7 separate regions of the Homo sapiens genome follow, and regions 1, 2, 4, 5, 6 and 7 are each linked to region 3. Evidence: chromatin loops called from intact Hi-C (ENCODE). Cell type or tissue: PC-3. All regions are shown on one strand. Region 1 overlaps CMSS1 (cms1 ribosomal small subunit homolog). Region 2 overlaps CMSS1 (cms1 ribosomal small subunit homolog). Region 3 overlaps CMSS1 (cms1 ribosomal small subunit homolog). Region 4 overlaps CMSS1 (cms1 ribosomal small subunit homolog). Region 5 overlaps CMSS1 (cms1 ribosomal small subunit homolog). Region 6 holds the start of MIR3921 (microRNA 3921). Region 7 overlaps CMSS1 (cms1 ribosomal small subunit homolog).

Region 1 (4,000 bases), 160 kb after region 3:
TGAATAGGAAAGCCAGCTAATTCATTCATAATACCAAACCTTATCTTACTCAAGGAAGTGGAGTTACAACCAGGAAACCTCCCTTTCTTTCCTGTATTTGTATAGCACCTTGTATTGTTAAAAATGAAAGGTTGTTGGTGATAATTTTCTTTTTCTCAGATTGCTCACTTTGTGTTTTTGGCTCAATATTCAGTGTGACTGCTTGACTACTGTCACTCAAACAGGCTGTCTTGAAAAAGGTGAAGCTGGGAGGTTAGGGGGTTCAGATTAGGATGGGATCTCAGAGTGGGGTCCCTCTACCCCCACTGTATAGGAATCTCCTTGGGTGCTTATTAAAAATGTAGATTCCAGGGTTCCACCCAAGACCTACTAAATATGAATCTATATTTATAGCATCCCTGAGAATTCTTATGAAGTCTAGATTTTAAGAACCCTGGTTTAGGAAATGTGAGTGTAGTGTAATAAACCAAATTTTACAAGAATAACCTTTTAACAAATTGAATTCCAATGATTCTAAAGTTAAATTGTATTTATAAAATATAGCCAGAAATATTTGTTTTAATGGAAATTTATAAGCCTCTTTGAAACTCTTAGAGAAATCTAAATACAAGGCACACAGAAAATGTTAGCAGTCATAATAAACACACTTGGTTATGAGGAAGAGTGTTGTGAATTCAGAAAGTTTGTGTGTTTTGTGGAATTTCTATTATTGCCCAAGAGAGGAAAGAACTGAAAGGAGAGAACTTGGAAGAAGCTTTCTTTGGCTTCCAAGATCCTAATCCTCCAAAATGCAGCTGCTTGCTACCCACCATCTCTTTGCCACAGACCAGCTGTGTCCCCATTCATTCCCACCTCCGCTATTGCTTTTTCAATCCACACATGCCAGAACCAGAATGGAGAATGGTAGAGAAGGGAAAGGTAGTTTGATAGGAAGTGGGATAGAAGTTTTATAGAAAAGAGGTTTCTGGAAAGCCCTAAAGCATTAGACCAGAAAGCCCTTAGCCGTAGACCTCTGGGTAAAATTTGTTGCAGTTATAAAACTCTGTGGGATGCAGGTAGGTATACTGGTGGTTTCTGGGGGCTGGGGCAGTAAGACAGGCTGACCCCATTAAGATAACCTCAGAAACTAACCCAAACTGTTTTCCCCAGCCCTCAACTGATCTTTGGCTCTTATTTAAATTTTGTTTTTGTTGTCTTTGAATTGTTTCCTTTGTACAAGTCATTTCCCTAAATAATCTCCAGATTTCTTCATGAGTGGAATAGTTAGGTACTTCCTTTGAATACCTTTGCCAACAGCCTTTTTTCCTCCTTCCCCATAATTATCATAACTATTACCCACAAATGGATAAATTTGGTTCCTATCTTTCAGTGCTTTTCATGAGGTTATCATCTATAATTTTCTGCCCCAAAGTCTCCTTTTAAAAAAAGTATTTTTTCTATATAGTCATGAAGGCTATCATTCAAATCCCAGAAGTTGTAGTTTTACCCTTTTTGTTTAGTACTGTTAAAACTCAGCTTTGGAATGATGAGAATTCAGCTCATTTATCTTACATCTTTTCTTTCCAAAAAAAAAAAAAAATTCCAGCTTGGGTTGCACTCAGCCCTTAGCATAGTGACTCCCAGAGTTTGCTAGTTAAGTTAGGAAATTAAAAGTAAGAGCTTACTCTGTTTTGAATCAGATAAGTAAATTAATAATTGCGGCATGTCAGCCAAAGTAAACAAGCATTCTTGATGGGTAGAACTGTGCATTGTCTTAAGCTATTTGATTACTAAACCACTGCAAGCTTTTAAAATTGAACTATCTCTAATATGCATTGAGAAGGATAAAAAATAACTTGTTTTAAAAAGTGTTTTTGTTTGGTTTTGTTCTGTATATTCTTTGTCCAAAACTTGAGCATATTCATCTTTATAAATCTTTCATTACTTACTGGCTTTCTTAGTGCCTTAGCTGGTATTTTCCACATGAGGTTTACACCATCTTGTGGCCTACAGTTTTCTGACTCGCTTTTTCTTGCATCCTTGGCATTCATTAGCCTATTGGTAAATGTTTGAAATGGGAAGAAAAGGAGAAATCACCTGTCATTTTCTGCTCTTAAGGCTTTTATTGCTTTTTCTATTTTCTCTTCATGACCATGAAAGTAAATGGTTTGAGTCTCTCAGACATACTCTTTTTAGCTTTTATTTTTTGAGATGAAAATATCTTATTTCCTGAAATTTTTATTTGACTAGAAAACTAGTCCATGTAGAGGAGAGCTTTGATGATGTGTCTGCCCACAAAACAGATTTTTGCCATGGCTCGCTAATGCATTTTGTGTGAAATATCAAATTTTGGAAACCTTGCTTGTATATCTCCCACCACAGAAAAAAATGAGAAGATGAAATGAGAGAAATCAAATCATGAAAGATGCAAAAGTCTAGTCAGCAGAAACAGTAAGAGATCCGTTATGTAATGAAGAAGAGAGTCAGGGACAAAACCAACTCTCAGTTATGTGACTGAGGCACAGAGAGGCCCAGAATTGGCCCAGAAAGTGTACAGATTTTGCTCTAATTGCATTTCAAGGTCAACCTTTAAATTGCCTTAAACCAAAAAAGTGTGTCACTGATGGAAGCTACAGTATCGTGTAGGCAAAATGGGCCTTGTTGCTTTGACTGCCACTGTTACCAATTGTGATATAGTACTGATAGAAAAAATATATTAGTTATCTAGTGGTAACAGGGAATTGGCCACTGCCAGCCACTGAGGGAGTACAGACAGGTGTCTATTGGTGTCTGTTAGTGAACAGATTCTTATAGTCTCTCACCCACTGGGTAATGCATTGCATATAGTTACTAGTTTTTAAAATAGTTAACTCCTAATTTTCTTGCAAATTTGGAAACTGAGGGCTCCCTGGGAATTATAGGTTATGGTTGTTTTCCCCAGCACAACCTTGCCTGGGACCTGTACACAAAGTGTTTCCCTCCTCCAAGTTGACATAACATTTTCCACCTTCCTAATGTTTTTACTAACATAATTACAATAAATTGCTGCTGCTGTTGGAGACATTCTCTTTTCTCACATCTGGGTTTAAAGCTTTCAGTAAGGCTACTAAGCAGTGGGAAGGAAGGAGCCTTTCCATAACTTTAAGGTCATTCCTGATAAAGGTAACTACTCCACCCCTGCTTCCCAATTAGATTCCCTGCCAGCAATAGCATAGACTTGAACCAGTGCCAAATGTTTTAATACCATAAGGACTTGCTTGATAAAGGCTATGCAAGGCAAAGAAAAAAAGCAGCCAAAGTTCCCCAAACTAAAATTTTCCAAGATTTTCATATGAGTTGCAGCCAGGGTACCCTTCATATAAGTGTTACCATGTGTTTGCTGTAGTCATTGGTATCCTGCAATTCTCATTCTCCAGGACTTCTAGAGATTAGAATTTAGAGGAAGTGCTGGTGATGTCAAGATGGAAATCTACTCTAGCTGCAAAGAATATAGTCTTTGACAAAAAGAAGGACAATAGCAAAGACAGGGAACAATGGTGGGGTTAATACTATGATCTTTCCAAATAATTATTAAGTAATTATAAGTCTATTGCACAGCAACATTCAGCATTGTACTTCATTGTACCATTAATGTTTGCATATGTTTGCTAGCCTTGCTTCTCTTACTGTTATAAACTCTAGACTAGGAGGAGTATTGTCTTGCTCTGGCCCTTGTATTTTGCGTGCAGAAATAGCATAATGTCATCAATAAACAGTTGTTGGTCATCTGACTAGATGCAGCAAAGTGATTTTATTCCTGGGCATGGGTGGGATTAATTAATAATTACAAAGTGCCTACATAGTTCAGAAACTTGGAACACCTATAAATATAGGAAAGAAACTTTTTTCTGTTTGACATTGATTTTCAGATTTCATATGCAACGATAGTTTTAGCCTCAACATCCACCCAAACCTTTACCATAGTTGCTAAGAAATAATAAAAATGACTGGTTTGCAGTAGACTTAAAAGGAAAAATAAAGC
Region 2 (4,000 bases), 200 kb after region 3:
GGAGCTGGGGTGGATGAGAGAAGGGAAGGGGAAGAAGCTGTCACATCTGCATTCTTGGTGGAAAAATGGAAACATGTTTGCCACATGCTTGCTTTGTTTGTTTATTTTTTAAGGAAAGGGTATGGAGAGGCAAGAGAATAGTGAGGAATTGTAACATGATGACTGCTTGGTTTTCCCCCAAGGCTTCACAGCTAAATAGCTGTATTCTCAATAACAGGCTCATCAAATTTCCCAGGGCACTGATAACTCTATGAATCTAATCCTGAATACTTGAAACTGATCAGGGCCAGGATATTCCAGCGTTTGGATCCAGTAACTTCTTTAGAGTTGTGAAAATTCCTAATTCTAGATAGTCCACTCCTCCTTATGCCTCAGACATGTCTTAAAAAGGGAAATTCAGAATTTGCAGAATTATTTTTATATTTGGCAATGTAGTTAAAAGTATCAGGTTGTTCACCTATTTCTCAAAGTTGTCACTGAAAGTAAACAACCTTTTTTTTTTTTTAAGTTTACTAGTAGTAGCCTAACTGGTAGATCATAGTTTTATCTCTAGAGCTTGTTGTATATACAGAGATTATAAATCTAGAATTCCCCAACTCCCCCCAGGATTTGGGATTGTTGTTACAATTGGTTGTTGTTGATGTTTTTGTGAGGAGAGAGGTTAGCAAAAGAGGGGTCCTGTTGTCATTACAGGGAATGACCTGGCCTGGGCAAAATCACAACCAACCACTTGGCCATCTCAGCTCCAGGTAATAGAAATAAGTCAGCGCTGACAGAAGTGAGAAAAATACTCAAAATGCTCTCAAGATGGTTTTGAACCCTTCAAACCTGATAAGGCCAGGTCTGATTAGCCTTTGTATCTTCAATACCTCAGCCAGGGCCTAATAGATAGTAAGTGCTCAGTGAGTGGTGAGTGGCCAAGTAACCCAGTTTTCCTATTTTCCATGGTTCAGGACTACTGTTGGTAGGCAGAACAAATGACCATGAGTAATTAGGTAGAGGGAAAAAATATTTCCTCCTAAATCATGGAGAAAGAGGCTGTTATTTAAGTAAATATAATAATTGACTATCAACAGTGCTCCCGACTTGAGTTTTCAAGATAAAATGTAAAGGGTATTGTCCTCAGGTTTTGAAGGTCCAAAACTGCTAAATGTTTAGCCATTGAAGTTTTCTAACCTAAATTTCCTTGTTGGTAAAATGGGTATAATACTTTCTCTGCCTACCTTTCTAGGGTTATTTTCAGGATTAAATGCTTTTAAGGAAGTGAAACTAGTAAAAACTATCGGAGGGAAGTGTTGTTATTTTCTTCTTTTGAGAACAATATATCTTTAAACATTTTTAGAAGAAAAAAAGGTTTTGAATTCCTTGAAGAAAAGGTGCTTCCAAAGCATATTTATTGATGCTATTATTGTAAATCCCTCTTTAAGCTTCATGCATTTAAAAATTAATGACAACTCTCCTCTTCCTTTCTGGAAAGCTTTTATGACTTAACTCCAAATTCTATGTGTTTAAAAAAACTAAAGTATCATGTCCTCCTTAAAGAATACCATTATTATTCATAACCTCTGAAACCAGCGAGGGTCATAAAGCTACTGACTGCGAATGATTAAGTGGCCACAAATAAAACACTGGTATTACCACATGTAAATTCTTTCCCTGCAGTTTATGCCTCCGCAAACAGTGATTCAACTGCAGGTGTCTGTCAAGAGACAGTAGAGTTTTGTCCTTCTGGAAGCCTCACTGTATGTGAAGTCAAGAAACAATGCCCCTGCCACTGTCTAGCTATAGCCTCAATCAAATCATTTCACCTCTCTTAGCCTCTGCTTCCTCTTTTAACTGACAGGGCATTCAGTGGCTGTGCGTCTGGGCCTCACTGCTCTCCCCAGAAGGCATTTGAAAAAAAAAAGGAAGGCATTTTTGGTTGTCAAAATGACAGGGTGGGCGAAAAATGATAGGATGGAGGTAGCTTCTGGCACTTAGTAGGCAAATTTTCTATGGTGAGTTGAGCAGACTCATGAAAGAACGAATTGTCCCTCCTATAGTGTAAATATACCCTCCTAAGAAACACTGGGCCATAGCTTGTGAAAGTGAAAGGGTTTAAATTAGTAGTAAGGGACTGTCCCAGGCAAGCTGGCATATAGGGGCCAAACAGCCACAATCCAAGTCCACTTGTGCTTGCATTGTCTTCCTGCATTCTGGCCCTGTTTGCCCCACAAATGACCAGGTCCCAAGCTCTGCTGAACAGCCCTCAGGGAAGGGGACAGATAGGTCCAGACCAAATCCTTCCACTGTCTTTATTTTACTAGGAAAACTAGCAATAGACTTAAAGTTAACTCACTTGTTTATCCCTTAATTTGGTTATGCTTTAGTCCCAGAGGCCCCTCATTTCTCCCCTTTCCAGACCTTCAGAGCCTTCGGCACTGCCAGCCCTCAAGTATGGCAGCTGCTTGAAGCATTTGCTTGGGGTGAGTTGGGGAAAGAGGAGGAAGAGTAGAGCCAGCTCTTCCCTGCAGCTGTGGCTAACCGAGGCAAGCTGTGACACGGAGCTCACTCCATCTCAGTCAGAGCCCACCCTGAAGCCATATCTGTGGGTGCAAAGTTATTGTGACACAACCCACCACACAGTGTCAGGGGAGAAACTGAGCATGGTAATTGAGGTGCCAGGTGATTCTTGCACCACTTTTTTGGACTGCCATTTAGAGAGGGAAAATAAAAGCCAAATCAGGAATCATTTCCACTCTGTTAACATCTCACTAAAGGAAGCAATCAAGTCCAGGTGGGTTTTATGTTTCTCAGCCCCTGTACATGGACAAAGACTGGGATTCCAGATTTTCCTAACTAGCCCTAGGTTTTTCTCCTAGGACATTTTCTTTCTGCTTCTAAAATTGTATTTTACTCTTTAAAAAAAAATCTGTTGTGCAGAATTATATAAGGTTGATATGATGGCCTAGACTGATTGCTTAAATATGGACTTGGACAGTTATGGAAAAGCACTTTTGTTTGTGTCATGGAATTAAAGTTACCACACACACAATTGTCTATTTTCAAACCTAATGGATTACATCTTATATGAATAAAAGAGTATAGCAAACAAAAGGGCATAAAATTTTTATGCCAGAAACAAAGTCGATGTCTGAATTTAACTGGAAAAAAACTGTAGAAATTTGTGTCTGACAATTGCAAACAGTTCTCTTTCCTTGTTTTTTCTTTTACCTTCTCTCCTTACTATTTGAAGTTATACCTTTGGGAACACATATCTTCTCTACATTATAGAAACGTGGCAATAAATCATGGTAACAAATAAACTGTTCTCTTGTTTCATTTATCATCTGTTTTTGAGGTTTGAGCATACTCAACAAAGATTAGAGGTTAGACTATTGCTCTTCTAGCTTGTTATGAAACCCTAGGGTCTTACCGAACTTACCAAAGTCGATGAAGGATTAATTTGGGGAGAGCTTTTTAAAAAATCACTCAGCATTATAAGGGAGGTTAATATGGCACTAGAGTGTCATATTTTTAAGAGGGAGTCTTCTTTTTATTGATTGATCTATTTATACCTCACTTCCAAAACATATGCAGTACAGAAAATTAAAATAATTCATTGAGGGAATAAAAGTGATTAGAATATAAAGCCAGAGATAATAGTGAGAAACAGAAATAAGTTGACCCTTGAACAACATGGTTTTGAACTCTGTCGACTTCTGCCATTCCTGAGACAGCAAGAGCAACCCTTCTTCCTCCTCCTTCTCAGCCTACTTGAAGAATAATGAATAGTAAATATATTTTCTTAACAAATAGTAAATGTACTTTCTCTTCCTTATGATTGTCTTCTAACATTTTCTTTTCTCTAGCTCACTTTATTGTAAGACTACTGTTTATAATATATATACAACATACAAAATACTTGTTAATTGACTTTTTATTTTATCAATAAGGCTTCTGGTCAACAGTAAGCTACTAGTAGTTAAGTTTGGGGGGAGTCAAAAGTTATATGCGATTT
Region 3 (4,000 bases):
GTTTCATTTCTTTGCCCAGGTTAATAAGCTCTTCAAGGGCAGTGAATCTTTCATCTCCATAATATCTGCCCCAGTGGCAAGTAAGAGGTACACAGTTTAATGTGTCATGATCAGTGGATTGATCGATTGTGTACATGTGATGCTTTGAAGAAAACATATTGCATACTAAGACACTGCGCATGTCACTGAGACACAAGTTTGGTTGCATAAGGATCGTTTCCACTCACTTGATTGACAGATTGGCCCAGAGTATATGTACATTTGAACAATTATATTTGTGTTAATACATTGTACCTTTGTTTCTTTCAAATATATCAAATTATAAACTAGAGTTTTCAGATAAACTGGAGCTTTCCATTTCTACTATGCCTGTGGCAGAAAAATAATGTAGATAACCAACCACCTTTGCCTTTTGCCGGAACAGCAGATAACTCCCTCTATTGTTTAGACCTTTCTAAAAGGTCCTCTCTCGGAAGTCTCAATTCCCTCTGTATTAGCTTGTAACCACCACAGGCATGAATATTCATTAGTAACCTCACCTCCACCTATCCAAAAGCCTCAGGAATGGCTGAGGACGAGGTAGGCTTTGTAGGTCTGTAGGGCTTATATTTGTATATTGTAGTTGTCCAAATATGGCTAGCCTTTAAAGAGCTGAACAAAACAGGCGCAATCCCATCATAAAAATGGGCTAAGGACATGAATAGACAATTCTCAAAAGAAGATATACAAATGGCAAACACACATATAAAAAAATGCTCAACATCACTAATTATCAGGGAAATGCAAATCAAAACCACAGTGCAATACCACCTTACTCCTGCAAGAATGGCCATAATCAAAAAAATTAAAAAATAATAGATGTTGGTGTGGATGTGGTGAAAGGGGAACACTTTTACACTGTTGGTGAGAATGTAAACTAGTACGAGCATGGAAAACAGTGTGGAGATTCCTTAAAGAACTAAAAGTAGATCTATCATTTGATCCAGCAGTCCCACTCCTGGGTATCTGCCCAGAGGAAAAGAAGTCATTATATGAAAAAGATACTTGCATATAAGTGTGTTTATGGCAGCACAATTCGCAATTGCAAAAATATGGAACCAGCTCAAATGTCCATCAGTCAATGAGCGGATAAAGAAAATGTGGTATATATACACCATGGAATACTACTCGGCCATGAAAAGGAATGAAATAATGGCATTCGTAGCAACCTGGATGGAATTGGAGACTATTGTTCTAAGTGAAGTAACTCAGGAATGGAAAACCAAACATTGTATGTTCTCACTCATAAGGAGGAGCTAAGCTATGAGGACACAGAGGCATAAGAATGATACAGTGCACTCTGGGGACTCAGGGGAAAGAGTGGGAGGGGTGTAAGGGATAAAAGACTACACATTGGGTACAGTGTACACTGCTCGAGTGATGGTTGCACCAGAATCTCAGAAGTCAGCACTAAAGAACTTATTCATGTAACCAAACACCACTTGTTCCCCAAAAACCTATTGAAATAAATAAATTAAAACAGGCCAAAAAAAAAAAAAAAAGATGGTCTCAGGTAACCCCTCAAATATCATACCAGGACCATTTGGCTATGAGGAGGAAGAAGAACTCACTAAAATAAGAAAACTAGTTTCAGTTTTTCAAAATATTGCCTCAAATAATAAGATAAGTTTTATTTCTCTTGATCAACAATTTTGACAATGAAATTTTAAATGATGCCACAAATAAAAGTGATTATCCCTGGAATGGCTGACTGCAATGCCAAAGGTTATTCCTGAATACATTTTTATGGTGGCATTCTAACTGTAAAACCTGGTACCTGATGGAATGTTGACAGATTTGTAAGTGCTCCCATGTAAATGGTGTTAATTCATTATCAAATTATGAAGTACTTAGAGGTGTTGGCCAGTTAACTCGCTAGACTCCCTCAAGATTCCTTACCCTACAGCATTGCCTTTGGGGGATGGCTGCTCTGATATATTGACTGCCCAAAAGCCTTACCCTTCTTGATGTACCTTGAGGAATGGAAAGGGTCCATCTGCTGGAAAGGAAAGGGCTTGAAGTTTAAGTAAAATGAATTTAAATGGGGTTTAAGGTTTGAGAACCTTAGTAAACTACTTGTCTTCCTTGCTCTTTCTTGTATTTGCTTCACTGTGCCATAAGTTGAATGGAGTCCTTTGTTTTGGTTCATCTAACTGCCTTATTTAATGTGTGTTCTGGACCCTTCCCAAGAAATGCTACAGATTTAAGTTGAGGGCCTGGGATTGAGAGAGAAACAGACCTTGTAGGTGTCAGACAGCCTACTTTAGCTCAGCCAAAGATTTAGGCATCTATGCTTTGCTACAGTTATAAAACCGGGAATCTTCCCACCCAATAAAATGGAAGTTTTTATTGAGCTTTCCTTTTAAATAAAAAGAAAACTTGGAGAATAAACCTTCTGTTTGTCATGCCAGCCACTAGAGGGTAGAATAGCCACATTTCCTACTACAGATGTAATTTAAAGAGAGGGACTATGGTCAGAATACATTTGCCAGTGCTTGTCAATACAGATGCTTTTTGACTTATGATGGGGTTAGAACCACATAAACCCACTGTGAGTTGAAAATATTAAAAGTTGAAAATATGTTTAATACACCTAACCTACTGAATATCATGGCTTTGCCTAGCCCACCTTAAACATGCTCAGAGAACACTTACATAAATCTACAATTGGGCAAAATTGTCTAGCAACACAGCACACTGTAGAGCAGGGGCCTCTAAACCCTGGGCCACGGACTGGTAGCAGTCCATGGCTTGTTAGGAGCCGAGCGGCAAGCAGAAGGTGAGTGGCAGGCAAGCGAGCATTACTGCCTGAGCTCTGCCTCCTGTCAGATCAGCAGTGGCATTAGATTCTCATAGGAGCACGAACCCTATTGTGAACTGCACATGCGAGGGGTCTAGGCTGAGCACTCTTTATGAGACTCTAGCTAATGCCTAATGATCTGAGTGGACAGTTTCATCCTGAAACCATCCCCCCAACCCCCCGCCCATGGAAAAATTGTCTTCCATGAAAACAGTCCCTTGTGCCAAATTGGGAACTGCTGCTGTACAGTATCGGTTGTTTACCCTCATGATTGTGTGGCTGACTGGGAGCTGTGGCTCACTGCCACTACCCAGCACTGGGAGAGAGTATCTTACAGCATATTGCTAGCCCAGAAAAAGATCAAAATTTGAAGTACCGTTTTAGGGCACAATTAACCAGCAGAAGAGTTTGTTAAAATGCAGCTTTCTGGGCCCTACGCCCCCAGAGGTTCTCATTGGATAGCTCTGAGTGGAACTTAATATCAGGGGATTCTCACACAGGTATCTTGGATTTTACTCTGAGATACGCTGATCTATAAGAGTTTTGGGGCATGCATTTTTGCCTATCTTTTCTCTTGGGATTACAAAGCAAAATGATTATTTGGAGGAAAAAAATCTTAATAACAGAAACCAGGGTATAGGAAAAAGCTAGAGTGTTGGTTAATTTAAAGGTCTTTCCCTGCCTTTGTCTAACATATTTCAAAGGAGACTCACTTTGTAAATATTCAGAATCAAAGAAGCTACTAAAACGTTTTTATTGGGAGTTTTACTTCAACCAGTAAAGACCATAGAATCCTTAGACTACAAATCTCTAAAATTTTTGATAAAATATCCCTTCTATGACCATCTCACAGCTCCCCTAATTTTATCCTTTATGGGTTATGTATGTGGTTTAGCTCTGTGTCCTCACCCAAATCTCCTAACTGAAATCCCCGTTTGGATCGTGGGGTGGTTTCCCCTGCTGTTCTTGTGATACTGAGGGAGTTCTCATGAGACCTGATGGTTTAAAAGTGGCAGTTTCCCCTGTGCACTCTCTCGCTCTCTTGCTGCCAGGTGAGATGTGCCTTAGCTTTTCTTTGCCTCCTGCCATGATTGTAAGTTTCCTGAGGCCTCCCCCAGCCATGAGGAATGGTGAGTCAATAAAACCTTTCTTCTTGATAAA
Region 4 (4,000 bases), 260 kb after region 3:
CGCCATTCTAACTGGTATGAGATGGTATCTCATTGTGGTTTTGATTTGCATTTCTCGGGTGTTAAGAGGATAACTAAATATCCTTGGAAATGGGATAATAAGGAAAGAGAAGTGAAAGTAGCCTAAGATGTGCACAGAAGAAATTGGATCCTCATCAGCGTGATTTCTGCTTCTCCACAGGTGTGAGATCTCTCTTTTCTTCAAATTACTCCAGTATTTTATCTGTACGTCTCTTGTAACACTTTTTATATTCCATATTGTTTTATATTTTTTGTGTTTTTCCTACTTCCATTACTAAACTATTAATTCTTTGAAGGCAAGGACAATGCCAAGCTGCATTCTGTGTCCTCCGCCATGCTTTGCATTCAGTAGTTACTCCGTGTTTGACTAAATTCATGACCCCAGGGACACTGTGCTTCCTCTGGGTTTGTTCATTTACTTGGCTATGAAAGACAATAATTTGCAAAGCCAACTTTCTCCTTTTTCTGAGATCAGTGACTAAATTATATTAAAAGTATTTTGCAGTGCTATAAGTGTATAGGAGAGAGGTTTTCTGTTTAGGGAATGTTGCTAAGCCCTGTCATCAAAAATAACCTTTCCATCTACCACTAAGTTCTGCCAGAGCATAGCAGATTGGCAAGAGCAGTTGAAAGGAAAAAGCAATGTAATGCCCTCTGCTTATGGCACTACAGGTGCCAGTGGAGGAAAAAAGTGTGAGGTTGAGGCTTGGGAGACTAAGTGCTGTAAAAATGAAGCAGACCGACTGTGGGTACACAGATCTAGTCTTTGTGAAATACCTTCCCTGACTTTTGTATATTCCTGTTCACCCTGTGATTGTAGGCCAGGAGTCTTTAATAGGAAACTGGTGATTTGAAGTCTCCCCACATAAGCAGACCAAGCAGCTTTTTGAAAGAAGCCCACTCAGACCATGGAGAAGGCAGCAGCTCACAGTGGCAGCAAGAGCTATGAGACAGCAAGAGTCAGCCAGAAACACACATGCAGAACCCGAAGTCTTGAGCACAGCAGGAGGTTGGGCAAAGCTGCTCCATTCTGAAGGTTATTATGGCCCCACTGGGGGCTGCCACACAAGTACTGGCATGAAAGCAAACTAGTGTTGGGATAACTGTTTTAATATTTGCAAAATCCACTCTAGGTGTGAGCTCCTTTGTGTAACTGAAGATCTAGAGTCTTTAGGAGTTTATTCCTCAAAACTTGAATCAGGTTTTTTCTAGGCAAGTTGGAAGCACGGATTGGGCAGGTAACAACAACCATTCTTCATGTTGAGCAAAAAGGAGGTGTGGGCAGTTAAGAGCCAAAGTTGAGATGGAGGAGAGAATATTGGTTGCCAGCATTGCACTGTATTAGAAGCCATGGAATGGTCTCTTCCAGCAGCTATTACAAACTGCCCCCTGGGAAATTCAAACAAGAAAACCTTTGGGTTTCACTTCACTGGCCTTGCAATAAACATGTTTGTTCAAATAACAAATTGTTGCATTAAGATAAATCTGTCTGTGTTATCCTAAAGAAAAGAGTCTATGCCCTGTGTGTTGGCAGCATTATCAATGAACAGCTGATATTTATGTAAATATCAACCTTATTAATAAGAATCATGAGCACGGGTCTGCCAAGGTTCCTGACAGCTTGTTTAATCAGGCGCATTAACTCAGAGGTTTTCAGTTAGTAGAAGCGTCCTCTTACCTTATTTGCTTAAAGGCCCAGAGGCCATGTCACCAAATTGGGGCTTCTAGCCATCCACTGAGGAGAGGTGACTTTTCATTTCTCTGAAATGAAGCCAACTGCTCTCTGTGTGTGTTTGGATTGGAGAGCACAGGTTACAATGAGAGTGGCCCTCTCTCACCCCCACCCCCATTGCCAGTCATGCCAAGTTACAGGGTAGGGACTGCAAAGAAGCTTGCTCAGGCAAAGCATCTAGATGGACTGACTGGTAGGAGGCCCCTTTGTGGGATGGCTCACCCTGACCTCTGCCTGAAACTGGAATCAAGACCAAGATGACATAGCTGTGGTCACACAAAGCCCGTTAACTACATCAGTTGTCTTTGTTTATTCAATAACTCTGAGCTACACTTTTTTTTACACAAGAAATGTGACCCACACTTTGTTTGAGATACTCCAGAAAGATGTAGCAATGTGGTTACCATTTTATAAACTTTTAAATAAAACTGTTAGCAGTTCACAACTTTGTTTAAAGAACAATGGCTTGGAACATAGGCCTGTGTTCCCAAGACCCAGAGGACAGTGACCAAGGCAGAGAAGAACCGAGTACAGATCTGGCTGACCAAGGCCTGCTTTGCATGCCCAGGAATCTAAAAGTTAAGCTTGAGGGCCTTTTCCTGTTTTGCAGGAGTAGTAGCAGTGAATTTGACCCGATTGCTTTGGTGATTTGCACTGATGTTCTCAGCTTGTTAGCTTTCATCAAGAAAAACTTTCATCAAGAGAAACTCAGAAAAAACAGGGATGAAAAGAGTCACCCCTGTTATTTTCCCTTACCCCCAAAACTGGCTGAGAATCACCATTTACAGCTTAGCTAGCTCAATATCTAGCTATTGCCATCCTTGTTTCTTCACTTCCATGTTTTTCTACCTCTATAGTTTCTTCTGTCTGTAACAGCCAAAACCTCACCTATGCATTAACTCTAATCTTTCTGTAAAAGTATCTGCCTTTATTTAACTTTCTGCTCATGACATGATTTATGTATATAAGAATCTTCATTTACAGATTGTTTCTTTTACTATACTTAGGTGTAGCTATTGTTCTCTTAGCCTAGTCTTGGAAAGGGTGTTCACAAGTAAGCATTGTTTAAGTCTCATATACTTTCCTCTAACAGCATACAAACATTTATGCCTGTAAAGATTTTTCTGGCCTGTTGACAAGGCTGATTTAGTAGATAATGTATTCTCCTACCAGAGCTTAAAGTTGAAATAACATATAATTGAAGCTGACCATTAATACTGATTTGGGAGTGGCAATATTTAGTTTGTTAAGTACTCAGGAAAGACATGAGCAATAGGAATTTGGACTAGTAATATCTTTTTAGACACATATTTCTCACAACTCAGTTTGGCTCCCTGGAAGGCATTTCTTTTGAATCAACTGCAATTCGTATCTAACAATTTCATAGCTTACAAGTAAGACTGCTATTAAAATGTTAACTAATTCTGGGGCAAAAGGGACTTCCAGGAAGGTTCAGTAATCATTGAACAGGGTGGTTAAAGGGCTATAAGATTAACCGAAAACATAGCACTTCTCATATACCCTTTAAGCAGAATTGATAAGGTATTTCCTAGAGATTAATGACATTCTGAGTTAATAGGCTGAGGGAAGGTCATTAATTCTTACACAAAGGTGGTCTGGAAAGTAGAAATGAAAAACAACTGCTAGGTCAAGCTGATGCAATCCCAGGAGACATTTCAGAAGATCAGTTTCCTTTTTAGAAGCCCATGCTTCTTACTGTTGTCACTCTTCCTTCTCCAAATAGCATACCTCATACTCAGGCTTTTAACCTCCTGGGATGCAAGTAGTTTTTTGAAAGGAGTTGTAAGTTCTCTGTTTATCAAACAAAAACTTTTTTTTAATCAATGAGCTTTCTTTTCTCACTTCAAACTTAGAAACATCATCTTGGAAGTCATTCAATTCACATAGCTTCTCACCATCAGATGGTGTGGACAGAAAGTTGTGCCTGGGAGTCTAGAAGTCAAGACAGACAGATTATACCTCCTAGGGGTTTCAATTAAATAAAATATCCATATGTGCTGTGTATAGCATATGGAGAAAATATGATATTACTGTCAATGGTAGACTAGGATTGATGGAACAATCAGATACAGATACCACATAGTAAATCAGAAGAGGTTGACTTATCAAAAGGATGCAGCAACAAGTCAGTACAGCCAGGATACCATTATGAGCAGAGGTGCAAGCTTCCAGCTGTGGAATACTCTCCAGGGATTTACACTTGCAGATGATAATGTCAGACTGAAAG
Region 5 (4,000 bases), 250 kb after region 3:
CTGCCCCACTTTTTTGTATCTTTTAATTCACTACAATATGAAACCAGTTTCTTTCTCTGGGTAGTATTTATTTAGTGAGCTTTTTTTTCCTTTTTGTGATGTAAATGTTTGTTTTTTGTTATGTTTATTTTTTGTCCTTCTGACTCAGAAATTTTTCAGAAGCACTAAGTAAGTCACTGTTTGCATGTACTTGAATCAATCATGGTTTACACTCTCCAGAGAGAAAGTATCCTTTGATGAAATAAGGACATTACCCACCTCTGCTCTGTAAGGCACCAGTATTAGAAGGCATCAGTGAGGATCATTTTATCCATTTCCCTACCAGTAAAGTATCCAAGAGTAAAAGTTATATAATATAGTTAACATGAAGTGTCTAGACATAGCTACTTTGCTAATACATTCCAACGTCTAGCTCTTGTTTTCAGTGGCTTAAAGATATGTAGTAATCTTATTGATCTGCTTTCCAATTTTTCTGGCTGTATTTGCCCTACAGGAAGTATTTTATTATTTAGAGTTCAGTTGCATTTTCTATTACTACACGCATATCCACAAGCAAAACCATCCAGAGAGATTTACTTGGTTTTCCTGTTCTTTCCTACTCAACAATGCTAGCTAATACTCTTCAAAATTAAATATTCTTTGTTTTTACTAACTTTATGCAAGTAATGGATTAACTGAATTTAAAGCCCTAAAGAGTAGATGGAGATGAAGATATGAAGATTTTTCTGCATCCACCTATAAGTCAAAGCCTCATGTCAAGCAAAAAGGATAGGAAGCAGAAACATTTCTAAAACTGAACAATTTAACAGACTAGAACTAAGCATTTCCCATTATGGTTCTTTATATGATATTTGATAACTGAATCACTTTACTGATGTCTTACATTGAGTGAAAAGGTAGTATAATATAAATACAAATTTCATAGGCATTTGTATGAAGTAAGAATTCATTGCTCGTTAATAATCTGGAAAAGAAGACACCCGTGGCTAATTGAGGAAGATTTAGTCAGGCTTTTTAAGTAGAATGTCATATTAGGAACAACTGGATTCTAGTCTCCATTTTTGCCACCTACTAGTTCAGTGACCTGGAGCAAGTCTTGTCTTCCGTTTCCTAGGCTGTGAACTGTAGGAATTGACTCAGATGATCTCTAAGACCTCCTCTAGTACTGAACAAAATTGGAGGGAGGAAATAGTACACTCATCTTCCCTACTCCCCCGCAACTGCAAAGCCAGCTAGCTTTTCTCCTGATAGGAGTGCGTGGAGCCACAGAAAACTTCACTGATGTTTATCTCAAAGCTCATTGCTTCACTGTCTGCAGCTGATCCTTCTGAGCTCCTTCCATGGAGGGCTTGTTCCAAGGGCAGTCCCTCCCTAAACTATGAAGCACTCTATGAATGCCCCTTCTAGTAAGGCCCCAGGCACCTTTGTCCACATGGGTCCATTGTGCAGCTGTTTGCTATTGTTTTCTTCAAGATTCAAATTTAACTGTCCCGATCTTCTGAGTCTTTAAGATAGTCAAGGGAACATTAGCTCACTGAAAATAATTGAAAACACCTTTTGGAAAAGTGCAGCTGGGAATGCAAGCATGGGATTCAATCATGCTGGTCGTGATTTTTCAGGGAAGAGATTATTCCTCTACCTTATAACATTTTCTAAGAAATTTAGAGAAAGCAATTCCACCTCTGATTTTCTGAGTCATAGTCTTTGAGAGCAAAACCAGGCGACAGAGATGCATGACTTGCCCAGGCCCTCCCAGTGGTAGGTTATGAAACTGTTCTGCAATCCCCTGCCTGGGCTCTTTCTCTGCAACACTAGCCTCTGCCTTTCCAAAGCCTTCCTGGTGTTGCAGTCGTGTTCTCTGTAGCATTTCCCATTGCCTTTGACCCTGAGTCACTCCTATCATGAAATAAGGCTGTATTTAATTAGGACACCCAAATGCTCAGGAAAACCTCTCCATCAGAACTGCACAACTTGTCTGATCACCACTGTCCTAGGAGCTCTCTGCAGGTATGCCAGTGCTGACAGGCTGACTGGCCTCAGGAATATGGTATCTCCTATCCTCCCTAGAGCTTGCCTGCTTCATTCCATCCCATGTAGTCTAAAGTATATTTTAAGAAAACTTGAAATGAGTGCAGAGGTTAAACATTTCAAAGTAGCTTGGGATTACAAGTAATTTTAACCCAAGGTCATTTGGAAAATGTCATTCCTGAAACCCTACCTTAGGCCCGGGCACAGTGGCTCACGCCTGTAATCCCAGAACTTTGGGAGGCCGAGGTGGGCGGATCACGAGATCAGGAGATCGAGACCATCCTGGCTAACACGGTGAAACCCCGTCTCTACTAAAAATACAAAAACTTAGCTGGGCATGGTGGCGGGCACCTGTAGTCCCAGCTACTCGGGAGGCTGAGGCAGGAGAATGGCGTGAACCTGGAAGGCGGAACTTGCAGTGAGCCGAGATTGCGCCACTGCACTCCAGACTAGGCGACAGAGCGAGACTCCGTCTCAAAAAAAAAAAAAAAAAAGAAAAAAGAAACCCTGCCTTTAAGGGGTGTGCATGTATGTATGTGTATGTATGTTCACCTTCTTCTTCCAAAACAAAATGTTTTAATAAATGAACTTTGTGGAATTTGATTGGAAAGACTCATGTTTTGTAAGGGAAGAAGAAGTGTAAGAAATTAGGTAACAAGAGCAGCCAGTTTTAAAGATGCATGCTGATAAATGCTTTGCAGCACAAGCCTTCTACCCTGTTCCCAGCCATAAGCATCATAAGTTATTCTGTCACCAAAAGTGTAGCCATGTTCTAACTTACGTGCCTGACTTACATTACAAAAGTATAACTAGCTTCTCAATTTCCCACATAATCTTTTTATCTGCAGCCACTTGAGTATCCCAAATTCCTGTTTCTGCCATCTCTGACAAGAATAAAAATAATGGAAAACTAACCATTTTCTACCAGTATCATTAGTCAGAGTAAAATCCTTTTTCTAGACATATTTCCAATATTTTCCTTAAGACAGGATTATTTGCTCAGCGTCTCCTCTCGTGATTCACAGGTACATTGTTCCGATTCCACGTTGGGCCTGAGTAAATATTAATTGAAACTGTAAAGGCAGTATATAACATGGTGGTTAAGAACTCAGGTTCTAGGGTCAGATTTCTCAGGTTAGAATCTTAACGCTGATCTTTACCAGCTATCTGTCCTAGGGCAAGTTGCTTGATCTCTCTGGACCTTATTTGTGCCACATATGTAAAATGGGGTTGCGGATATTAATATCTATTTCATAGGGCTATTATGAGCAGTGGTCCTTAAAAATGTACTCTGTAAAGAATTTAGAAAAAATGCATACTTCCTCACACATTTTTAAGTTGGATCTAAAACTTTTTATCATGGCTTTCAAAGTTTATTTTTGTTAAATAGGAGGTAGAAAAGAGTAAATATTCTATAACAGTATTAAATAAGAATTGATTGTGATTGGAAATAGTTGACATGCTGGCTAAAGATGTCCTGATGAAAGCATGTGTCCCTGAAACCAGTAGATTTCCCGTCATAGCATATTTTGGATTCCAGGAGTCTGTTTACCCCAAAGACAATGGTATACAAGATAATGAACTGTAATAAGATTTGTTTTGAGTGAGAAGTTTGGCTTTTTTTTAACATGGAAAAGCCAATATGAATGTAGTTGGATTCTCAGGCAGCTGAAAAATAAAGTACAAATGGAAGTTAAGGTCTAAAGACAAATTTCCTTAAAATACCCTTGCATGTGTATATCTTGTATTTGCATGCCCAGTACACATACCCCAGTTGGAAGGCCACTAGTTATGAGGGTTAAATGAGTCAATGCATGTTAAGCTCCTAGAATAACGCCTGGTATCTAGTATGCACTGAGCAAACATACATTATTGCTATTATTATTTTAGGTTCTCCCTTTAGAGAAAAAAATATTCATACTTACTCTGAGGTCCTACCTTGTCCTCATGTCTTATCTCCCTGCATTCAGCA
Region 6 (4,000 bases), 120 kb after region 3:
ATGAAGTACTCTGAGGGTGCCTTAAGACAATGGCTGTAGCCTGCTGTTTATGGTCACAACTACATACTCACTGGAATGTTCATGGCCGAGATAAATAAAGCAAGTATTCATCCATATTTCACATGTTACTCACAGGCATTGCTGCATGGAAGAGATTGCTCTCTTGATGGATTTTAGGAGCTAGCCTGGGTTTTACCAGCCGTTGAGGTTGCTTGCAGCCTTAGTTTCTCTCCCTGCCTTCTGCCACTGTCAAAGAGGGTTTAGCCTGCCTACAGAGGGTAAAATAATTAGGATAACAGTGCACCAGAGAAAGTTCGAAATGCTCTTACTCTTAGGGAAACCTTTCCAAATCAAGCCACTTAATGCTAGCAACCATGAAGGTATAGTTGCCCCAGAATAGTGTGTGGTTTTCCACTAGCAGTGATTTTACCCTAGTGTTGACTGATCCCATGTGGTGGATATATGCAGGTAAGTGCTTCTTGGGAACAGAAGGGATGAAGATAAATAAGAGAAAGTTTGAAGTCATGATCCGTGGAGCCTGTGCTATATAGGAAAAGAAGTAAAAATAAGAGTGGGCTGTTATATAAGGATATAGCACAGAAGTAAGGGGCTGACGGTCTCTGTGGGTCCAAAAAGAAGTGAAGTGGGAGCAACTGCTTGAAAGTATTAGAAGGATAAGAAAGAATGTTGATTGAGCGGGATATTTACATTTTGTGTCAGAGAAGACTTTTAGCACTCCTCTTTGCCTTGATGGTGTTACCTGAATATGCATCCATTTTTTTTTTCTTTTTTTTTAGACGGAGTGTCGCTCTGTAGCCCAGGCTGGAGTGCAGTGGCGTGATCTCGGTTCACTGCAGCCTCGCCTCCAGGGTCCTGGTTCGAGCAATTCTCCTGTCTCAGCTTCCTGAGTAGCTGGGGATTACAGGCACACGCCACCATGCTCAGCTAATTTTTGTATTTTTAGCAGAGACAGGGTTTCACCATGTTGGCCAAGCTGGTCTTGAACTCCTCATCTTGTGATCTGCCTGCCTCAGCCTCCCAAAGTCCTGGGATTACAGGTGTGAGCCACCGCGCCCAGCCACATCCATTTGTTAATGACTTAATTAAAATGTGTCATAACGAAAATGATCAGTAGGCCAGGCAGGAGCTCCCAGGTACAACCAAGGTGAAGCTGATTTCACATGACTTTATAATCTTCAAGCCCATGTTTGAATATTTGAACATAATAATTGTTATGTGATTAAATAAAAACAGAGGGCATAGACTCGTTCTGTGGTGCAGATTTACCCTATAGACTTATATGCTCAGTAGGAAGTACATTGAGTTTTTATAAGCAGTGATAATTCTATCTTCCAAATCCATTACGCTTCAGTTAGATTTAATTTTTATTTATCAATATTTATCTTGATTAATGATCTTACCTCTAGCTAGGTTACAGGTTCCATGAGAATAGGGACAGTGTCTGTGTCTAGTTTCTCCCTAGCCCAGTACAAGGCATATGGTACTCAGAGACTTAGGGATTTCTAAGTCTCTTGAGTACCATATGCCTTGTACTGGGCTAGGTGATGTTTAGGATGGGTCCTTAAACAGGATCAAGGCCAAACCACTTACATTATAGTGAGGCAGTCAAGGTCCTGACAGGTAAGTGATCTGCTCAGGGCTCAGAGCTAGGTAGTGAGAAAGCCTGTGCCAAAACCCAAATCTCATTCCTCACTCTGTTCTTTGCACCATATCACTCTGACATTGAATCAGGTTCTTGTAGTGATCTTCTCTGTGTGTCTAGGGCCAAAAGGAAATGTGTTTCCTAAGCTAGAGCTTCCCAACCTGTTTCTCAATATGGCTCACAGAGAAGCTGGGAATATTTGTCTAGAACAGTATGGTAAACAAAGGAGGCTTTGGAGGGCAGCCGAAGAAAGAGGTCCCCTAGGAGACTAATGCCCAGAAACCTCCAGGCTACCCAAGGGGGATCATACCTTCACACACCTCTCATCTACTATGCTCCCTGTAACTGTGGAAAAACTCTTTCCTAAGTTAATATTAGATCACTTGAACATCAGTCCCATAGTGCACAGATACAATAGTTTCCCAGGCTTTAAGACTCTGTATAAAAATTGTTCTTCAAACCAAAAAGAAACATGATCCTTTTCATTGTATTTCTTGAAGTACCTGATATACTTAGATACTGCTGTATCTGTAAATAAATTATGATACCTTATAAAGTTTTAAAGGAAATTTACAAGTGTTATTTTCTAGTAATTACCTTGAAAGATTACATTGGTCCAGGAAAATGTTTTCTGAAGCAATGTTAATCCTACTAGCCAAGCATATCACTTAGTCCCCACTGTGAGATGAGGGATATGTGCTTAAATTGTGAAACAAATATATGAGTCAGGTATTTTTCCTTTGAGTCCAAGTGGTTTATGACTTTCTTTCCTGTGTTCTTTGTATATGTGGGAGTTTTATAATTTTTTATCAAGAATGAAAGGTTGGCCTGTGTTCTTACTGGTGCAGGCTGTCACATTTCTCTCTGTTGCCCAGTCAGGTGCTATGGCATGTGCTGCTTCTGGCGTAGTGTACTCTGTGGATGTACCAGCATGTTCTTCAAGGTCATGACTGATTTTCCAGACCTTTGGAATTGAGATAAATGTTAAATTTGTAGCTATCTCTGAATTTCTTCCAGATACTTTTCTTCATTTGTTTGTTTGTAGGGTAAACATACCTGATAGCAGCAATTTAAGCATACCCTTAGAATGACCATGTATGGCCAGTGCACCTGAATGTGTGTTCCAAGGTAGGGAATCCAGGAATGGCCAACTCGGAGATTCATTCCTTACTATGATAAATATCTGAGCCCCCTGCTCATCCTGTGGAACATGGGCTTATTGGGGATTAAGGCCCTGAGTTTTAGGTTAAATGAAGGTTACCAGATGGAGGTCATTAGGGGGAGGGTGTTAAATGAAAATGCTTTATAAACTGCATGCTGTTTGCAAGCAGTTGCAGTTTTCCTGCCCAGCCCGCAGCCACTGGCCATGCAGTCATGTTGTCCAGCCTGCCGCCACTGGACCATTTCTGTACATAAGGCAGTTCTCCTGTCCCGCCTGCCACCAGTTCTCCACTCTCTCCCCATATGTAAGCCCCTAGTAAACCCCATGTCTCATTTGCTGCCTCTGGGTCTTTTCTTCAGCCTCTTGAACCTAGTGCCTTCCCTGCTGAGGTTAATAGGGGTACAGCACAACAGTGTTGTAACACAGAAAGTGATATTTACAGGGATATCTCTCTCACAATATCTCTTAGGAAAGGTAAATAAAATGTTCACAACTTGTAGGTGAGTAATTCCTTAGATAAGTTGTTTCTTAACTTGGGAGGAGTTTGGGAAGGAACCTAAGCAGGCTGCAGAGGCTGGGCATGGGAGCTTGTCATGGCTGGAAGTTGAAATGGTCAACTCCAGGCAGATCTCCTGGGGCAAAGCAGCCTCCACCACCAGTAGCCCTTCCTTTCTGTTTCTTTCATAGCCCCACTGCTCCATCTGAAGCCTGAACCCTTCCAGAAAATTGATGGATAGATTTTTTTTTTCGGCTATATATAGTTTTAGAGGTTAGAACTAGATATAATTCAGTCTAGAAGATTTCTCCTTCCCCAGAAATGATTGTTTTTGTGCAGAGCCCCGTCAAAATAGTACGGAGACTTAGACTGAGTTCACTCATCACTAACAATTAACTTTATAAACATTCAACAAGTAGGACAACTATTATTACTGTTACTCAGAACCCTTCGCTCTGTATATACAGTTTGATTTAAGATGCCACATTTACATGGCATTTTCAACCTTCAAACTCTAGCAGATTTTAAAACTAGGTGGATGAAAATAGAATCATTCTAATAAATGTAGTGTGTCAGATTTGAAAAATCATTTGGTGAGCAGGATCTCTGTAAAGTTATATGGGCCACGTATACAAGACGTAACTGAAGAAAATTAATTCAACAGAGCATGCCGTACTTG
Region 7 (4,000 bases), 230 kb after region 3:
GTGAGATTCCTCAGTCAAGTGTGCTTTGTATTCAGAAGGGCAAGCGTGGACTGTGATTAGGTTAACTGTCACAGGGCCACTGAGATGCATGTTCCCAGGGCACCAGTCACCTAGAATACAGGAGTTTTGCAACTCTGAAGCCCTGGCTATGTTTTTGATCTCGTTTGTTTGTTTGTTTGTTTGTTTGTTTGTTTTAAATAGGGAAATTTTAGCATCACAGTTGAACAAAAGTAAGGTATCCCTACTCAAACTGAATTACCATGACCTTTTCTCTCTTCTTGGCTTTCTTGGCATTTATACAAGTTATTCTGGCCTACCTATGGTGCAGGTGAAAGTCTAGAGACTCATACCTTGGAAAGCAGGTAACTAAGCACCCTGGTGAAGGTTGTATATATAAGAAAGGTGGAGGCTTTTGGAATGTCTGTTGAATCCCTGGCTCCAATTATTCCCATTCCTCCATTAGTATACATGATTGAGGATAGTGAGTGTTTTTCAGGTGAAATCTGACAAAATTCACTTCATCTAAAATGCTGTCAAATCATCTGAATTTTGCAGATTTGATTCAGATACAGGTTTATTTAATGTAAATATAAGCCCTTAGGGGGAAAGAAGAACAACTAGAATTCACAAGATTATCTAGATGATTCAATTTTCAGTAGTATACTGGTTTGATAATAAACTGATTAATGATTAACTAGTTTAAAAACTGTGTACTGCACACTGAGTAGGTGCTAAATATATACCACACTACTTTGAAATAGTCTCTGTGGTCTCTATCCAAGCCTTGAGTGAAGTGGGCTGACATTTCAAAGAGGCTTTAATGGCCACCCAGGAGGACTCTGGGTATAGTACAATAGGGAAGCACAGTAGAGAAGCACAATATTAGTAAACAGATGCAATCAAAGCTTTCCCTACCCTACCACCCAGGCAAGTCATTCATGTCCTTGTGTTAGTCTGTGTCCCAAAGACCCAAGGCACCTCCAAGAACCCTCTTTTAAGTGCCTCCACAGCATAAGCTTTAAAGTCAAGCCAACCTGGATCCACCACTAATGATGGGAATTTAGGAATAACTACTTCCTAAAATTGTGAAAGATTACATGGAGCATATGTAAAACTCCAAGGCAATCAGAGAAATGCACATTTAATCAAAGAAATACCATTGTTTGCATGTCAAATTGGCAAATTTTTTAATGGTGATTCCTGGTATTGACAAAGATACAGTGAATTAGGACGTGCACTTGCACACTGCTAGTAGATGTGTAAATGGCCTTTAAAGCAATTTTGCCATGTTATTATAAACCTGGATGGATGCATAGTGAGACAAACATGAATGATGAAAGAGCCTCTGTGTGTGTGTGTGTGTGTGTGTGTGTGTGTGTCAGAGAGATATAGTATCTTTTGACTCAGTAAACACATTTAACTACAAAACATCATCTGAACTAACACACAAGTCTATCTAGATTCTTTAACAATTTAATGTAAATATTCATACATCTTGCTATAGGAATATTAATGTTGGATTAGTGGGTGCTGCCAAAGAACCCACTGCAAGTTTCATATAATACATAGTATATGTATCAGTTTACTTTTCTAAAACATGAAAAATTCTGAAACAATAGTTTTTTTGTTTTTTGTATTTTTGAGACTGAGTCTTGCTCTGTTACCCAGGCTGGAGTGCAGTTGCACGATCTCGGCTTACTGCAACCTCTATCTCCCAGGTTCAAGCGATTTTCCTGCCTCAGCCTCCCAAGTAGCTGGGAATACAGGCGCCCACCACCATGCCCAGCTAATTTTTGTATTTTTAGTACAAATGGGGTTTCACCATGTTGGCCAGGCTGGTCTCAAAGATGTTTCTTCTGTTTGTGATTTCAGAGGTTATTTTGTGAATTCACAGGTACCACTCCCAAGAAAGTTCAGCTTGCTCTCACCCTCGCCCAGCAGGTGGCACTGTGAAATAGAGGGACATGACAGTGCAGGGAGCTGCCGTTCTGCTCCACAAACCCAGATAGAACGTTAGCAAGTACCCACGTGATTTGGGCACTTCATAATAGATCAGTTGATATACTTGAAAGTCTCATACAAGTCTGGTGCCTCAAACTAGTTTTGTTCCATTTAGTTTCATGTCTTCTGTAAGGCTCCTACTCCTTTAAGGTCAGTGGCATCAAGTGCTCACATACTGAGCGGATCACTGAGGTCCTTTAAAAAGGTGCAATTCTATTTCTGCACATGGATGTTAGTTGCATTCTTTCTATCATTTGTAGGGAAAGCCACACTCTCTTCATCCTGTTGTAGGCATTATTACCCCTCCTGCTTGGGAAAAGATCTATTAATTTCTTGAATAAATTACCTAATTTTTGCAACAGCCTTAACTGAGCCAGCCATTAGCTGCCCACATAATGCTCACCTGCTCTGTTCTAAGCAGGCAAGTGGTTAAGAGAAAGGAGATGGCTGGTTGTGTGTTCCAGACCTTTCTTTTTGGAAAGACACTTTTTCTTCTCCTCTGATAGTGGTGTTTTGGATTTCTGATACGGCAGCCAATGGAATCAATGTCACAGTCTAAAAACTAGTGGTTCCTTCAGGCTTCAGTCTCCTGAGGCACCAGACAGTTTATACTCTTAAGAATTTTCACTGCTTTTCACAGACATTAATAGTTTCCTGGCATTGCCTATCAGGAAATGTCGTCATGGTCTGGAGGAACCAATAAAAATACAAGTAACCTGTTTTGACAGATCTCTTTTCTGCCAGAAATTTCAGAATTTGTGGTAAGAGGAGGTGGCAGAATGGAGGGCCAGTCTATTTGTGAGGGCATAAGCAGAAATATTTGCCCTACGAGAGGGAGCTGATATCTACCCTGGATATGAGAAATAGAGGACTCACACTATCCAGTTCATTTTGTTGGAAACTTAAAAAAAGAAAATCTGGTTTGATAGGGTAATTCAAGTCTATGGTACATTAAGATATTTTTCTCCTTTTTTTTCCTTTTATTTCAAACATAATTCTTGTTTGATCCTCAAATAAAAAACTCATGCGTTAAAAATTAACAGTATTTGATTAAGGATGTACACATGGCACTGTCATAAGGTATGCAGAAAGAGGCCGTGGATTTGGACAGTGATACCAAACAGCTAACATGAAGTGCTCTGTGCTCATTCCTGTTACAGCCAGAGCATGATTCTGAACTCCTTTAATGTGAGAAACACTGAATATCATCCTTAGATAGTTAATTGAAGTTAGATTTTGTGGGGAGGTCAGTTGTTTCTCCCTTGCAAGTTTGTGGGGAAAATTGATCACCATAATACTTGAAAGAGTGTGATCAGAGTAAAATTAATAGACATATCTGAAATGACTGTTTGATCTCTTCTAATTAATGAAATTTTAAAGAAAATTTTATACTAGTGCCAATTTTGAGTACTCTGTTTTACTTAGGACTTGAATATTAAATAATGTTGATTTATTCTCCCCATCAGTTTAGTTTTCAACTTAAATACATTTTAAGGTATAAAACTTACAGATAAACCTTGTGCCAATTTAAGTGGATGTATGGGGTTGTAATAAGATACTGCCCATCCCCATCAAAAGTTGTCTATGAATAAAGACTTCATATCATCGTGGGGTTTTTTTGTTGTTGTTGTTTTTCTTTTTTTGAGACGGAGTTTCACTCTTTTGGCCCACGCTGGAGTGCAGTGGCGCAATCTCGGCTCACTGCAACCTCCACCTCCCGGGTTCAAGCAGTTCTCCTGCCTCAGCCTCCCAAGTAGCTGGGATTAAAGGCATGTGCCACCATGCCTGGCTAATTTTGTATTTTTAGTAGAGACCGGGTCTCACCATGTTGGCCAGGATATTCACGAACTCCTGACTTCAGGCGATCTGCCTGCCTTGACCTCCCAAAGTGCTAGGATTATAGGCATGAGTCACCGCGCCTGGCCTGTGGTTTTCTTTGTGTATGATTTTCCTTATTAAATTCTCACTATGTAATGCCCTTTTTTTGTTTTGCTTTTAA

Evidence for each region. A loop is a pair of places that touch in the nucleus more often than their neighbours do. Peaks named below come from ENCODE experiments on the same cell type or tissue, not always from the same donor. Only the 100,000 strongest peaks of a DNase experiment are listed, where the experiment ranks them.
Region 1: it touches region 3 in a loop (11-fold over the local background); 15 of 110 quality-filtered maps call a loop at or near these places.
Region 2: it touches region 3 in a loop (4-fold over the local background); 32 of 110 quality-filtered maps call a loop at or near these places.
Region 4: a loop joins it to region 3, with 3 times the contacts of the local background. A loop is called at or near these places in 3 of 110 quality-filtered maps.
Region 5: it touches region 3 in a loop (2.9-fold over the local background); 7 of 110 quality-filtered maps call a loop at or near these places.
Region 6: a loop joins it to region 3, with 4 times the contacts of the local background. A loop is called at or near these places in 3 of 110 quality-filtered maps.
Region 7: it touches region 3 in a loop (6-fold over the local background); 59 of 110 quality-filtered maps call a loop at or near these places.

What each region holds. Positions count from the first base shown.
Region 1 is chr3:100,005,092-100,009,091 of GRCh38, forward strand. The region is part of intron 1 of CMSS1 (cms1 ribosomal small subunit homolog); the gene reads left to right. The region is part of intron 1 of FILIP1L (filamin A interacting protein 1 like); the gene reads right to left. All of the region lies in intron 1 of LOC105374010 (a long non-coding RNA gene), which reads left to right. Among named protein-coding and RNA genes, the nearest start is that of MIR3921, 43 kb to the left of the region's middle. In PC-3, a CTCF peak has its summit at 1,980 (motif pointing left); no DNase peak of the experiment used is centred here.
Region 2 is chr3:100,045,935-100,049,934 of GRCh38, forward strand. The region is part of intron 1 of CMSS1 (cms1 ribosomal small subunit homolog); the gene reads left to right. All of the region lies in intron 1 of FILIP1L (filamin A interacting protein 1 like), which reads right to left. Among named protein-coding and RNA genes, the nearest start is that of FILIP1L, 67 kb to the right of the region's middle. RefSeq lists an enhancer at 1,825-1,914. In PC-3, no CTCF peak of the experiment used is centred here; a DNase peak (open chromatin) is centred at 1,677; H3K4me3 peaks cover 1,627 bases; H3K27ac peaks cover 2,769 bases.
Region 3 is chr3:99,840,980-99,844,979 of GRCh38, forward strand. The region is part of intron 1 of CMSS1 (cms1 ribosomal small subunit homolog); the gene reads left to right. All of the region lies in intron 5 of FILIP1L (filamin A interacting protein 1 like), which reads right to left. All of the region lies in intron 1 of LOC105374010 (a long non-coding RNA gene), which reads left to right. Among named protein-coding and RNA genes, the nearest start is that of HP09053, 19 kb to the left of the region's middle. RefSeq lists an enhancer at 2,516-3,017. In PC-3, a CTCF peak has its summit at 2,457 (motif pointing right); a DNase peak (open chromatin) is centred at 2,462; H3K27ac peaks cover 344 bases.
Region 4 is chr3:100,102,306-100,106,305 of GRCh38, forward strand. All of the region lies in intron 1 of CMSS1 (cms1 ribosomal small subunit homolog), which reads left to right. The region is part of intron 1 of FILIP1L (filamin A interacting protein 1 like); the gene reads right to left. Among named protein-coding and RNA genes, the nearest start is that of FILIP1L, 10 kb to the right of the region's middle. In PC-3, no CTCF peak of the experiment used is centred here; a DNase peak (open chromatin) is centred at 1,926; H3K27ac peaks cover 3,104 bases.
Region 5 is chr3:100,088,781-100,092,780 of GRCh38, forward strand. All of the region lies in intron 1 of CMSS1 (cms1 ribosomal small subunit homolog), which reads left to right. The region is part of intron 1 of FILIP1L (filamin A interacting protein 1 like); the gene reads right to left. Among named protein-coding and RNA genes, the nearest start is that of FILIP1L, 24 kb to the right of the region's middle. RefSeq lists an enhancer at 1,393-1,893. In PC-3, a CTCF peak has its summit at 1,751; no DNase peak of the experiment used is centred here; H3K27ac peaks cover 869 bases.
Region 6 is chr3:99,962,836-99,966,835 of GRCh38, forward strand. All of the region lies in intron 1 of CMSS1 (cms1 ribosomal small subunit homolog), which reads left to right. All of the region lies in intron 1 of FILIP1L (filamin A interacting protein 1 like), which reads right to left. MIR3921 (microRNA 3921) reads right to left here and starts at 1,563; the gene lies at 1,479-1,563. All of the region lies in intron 1 of LOC105374010 (a long non-coding RNA gene), which reads left to right. In PC-3, no CTCF peak of the experiment used is centred here; no DNase peak of the experiment used is centred here; H3K27ac peaks cover 1,061 bases.
Region 7 is chr3:100,067,005-100,071,004 of GRCh38, forward strand. The region is part of intron 1 of CMSS1 (cms1 ribosomal small subunit homolog); the gene reads left to right. All of the region lies in intron 1 of FILIP1L (filamin A interacting protein 1 like), which reads right to left. Among named protein-coding and RNA genes, the nearest start is that of FILIP1L, 45 kb to the right of the region's middle. RefSeq lists a silencer at 1,928-2,007. In PC-3, a CTCF peak has its summit at 1,950 (motif pointing right); a DNase peak (open chromatin) is centred at 1,967.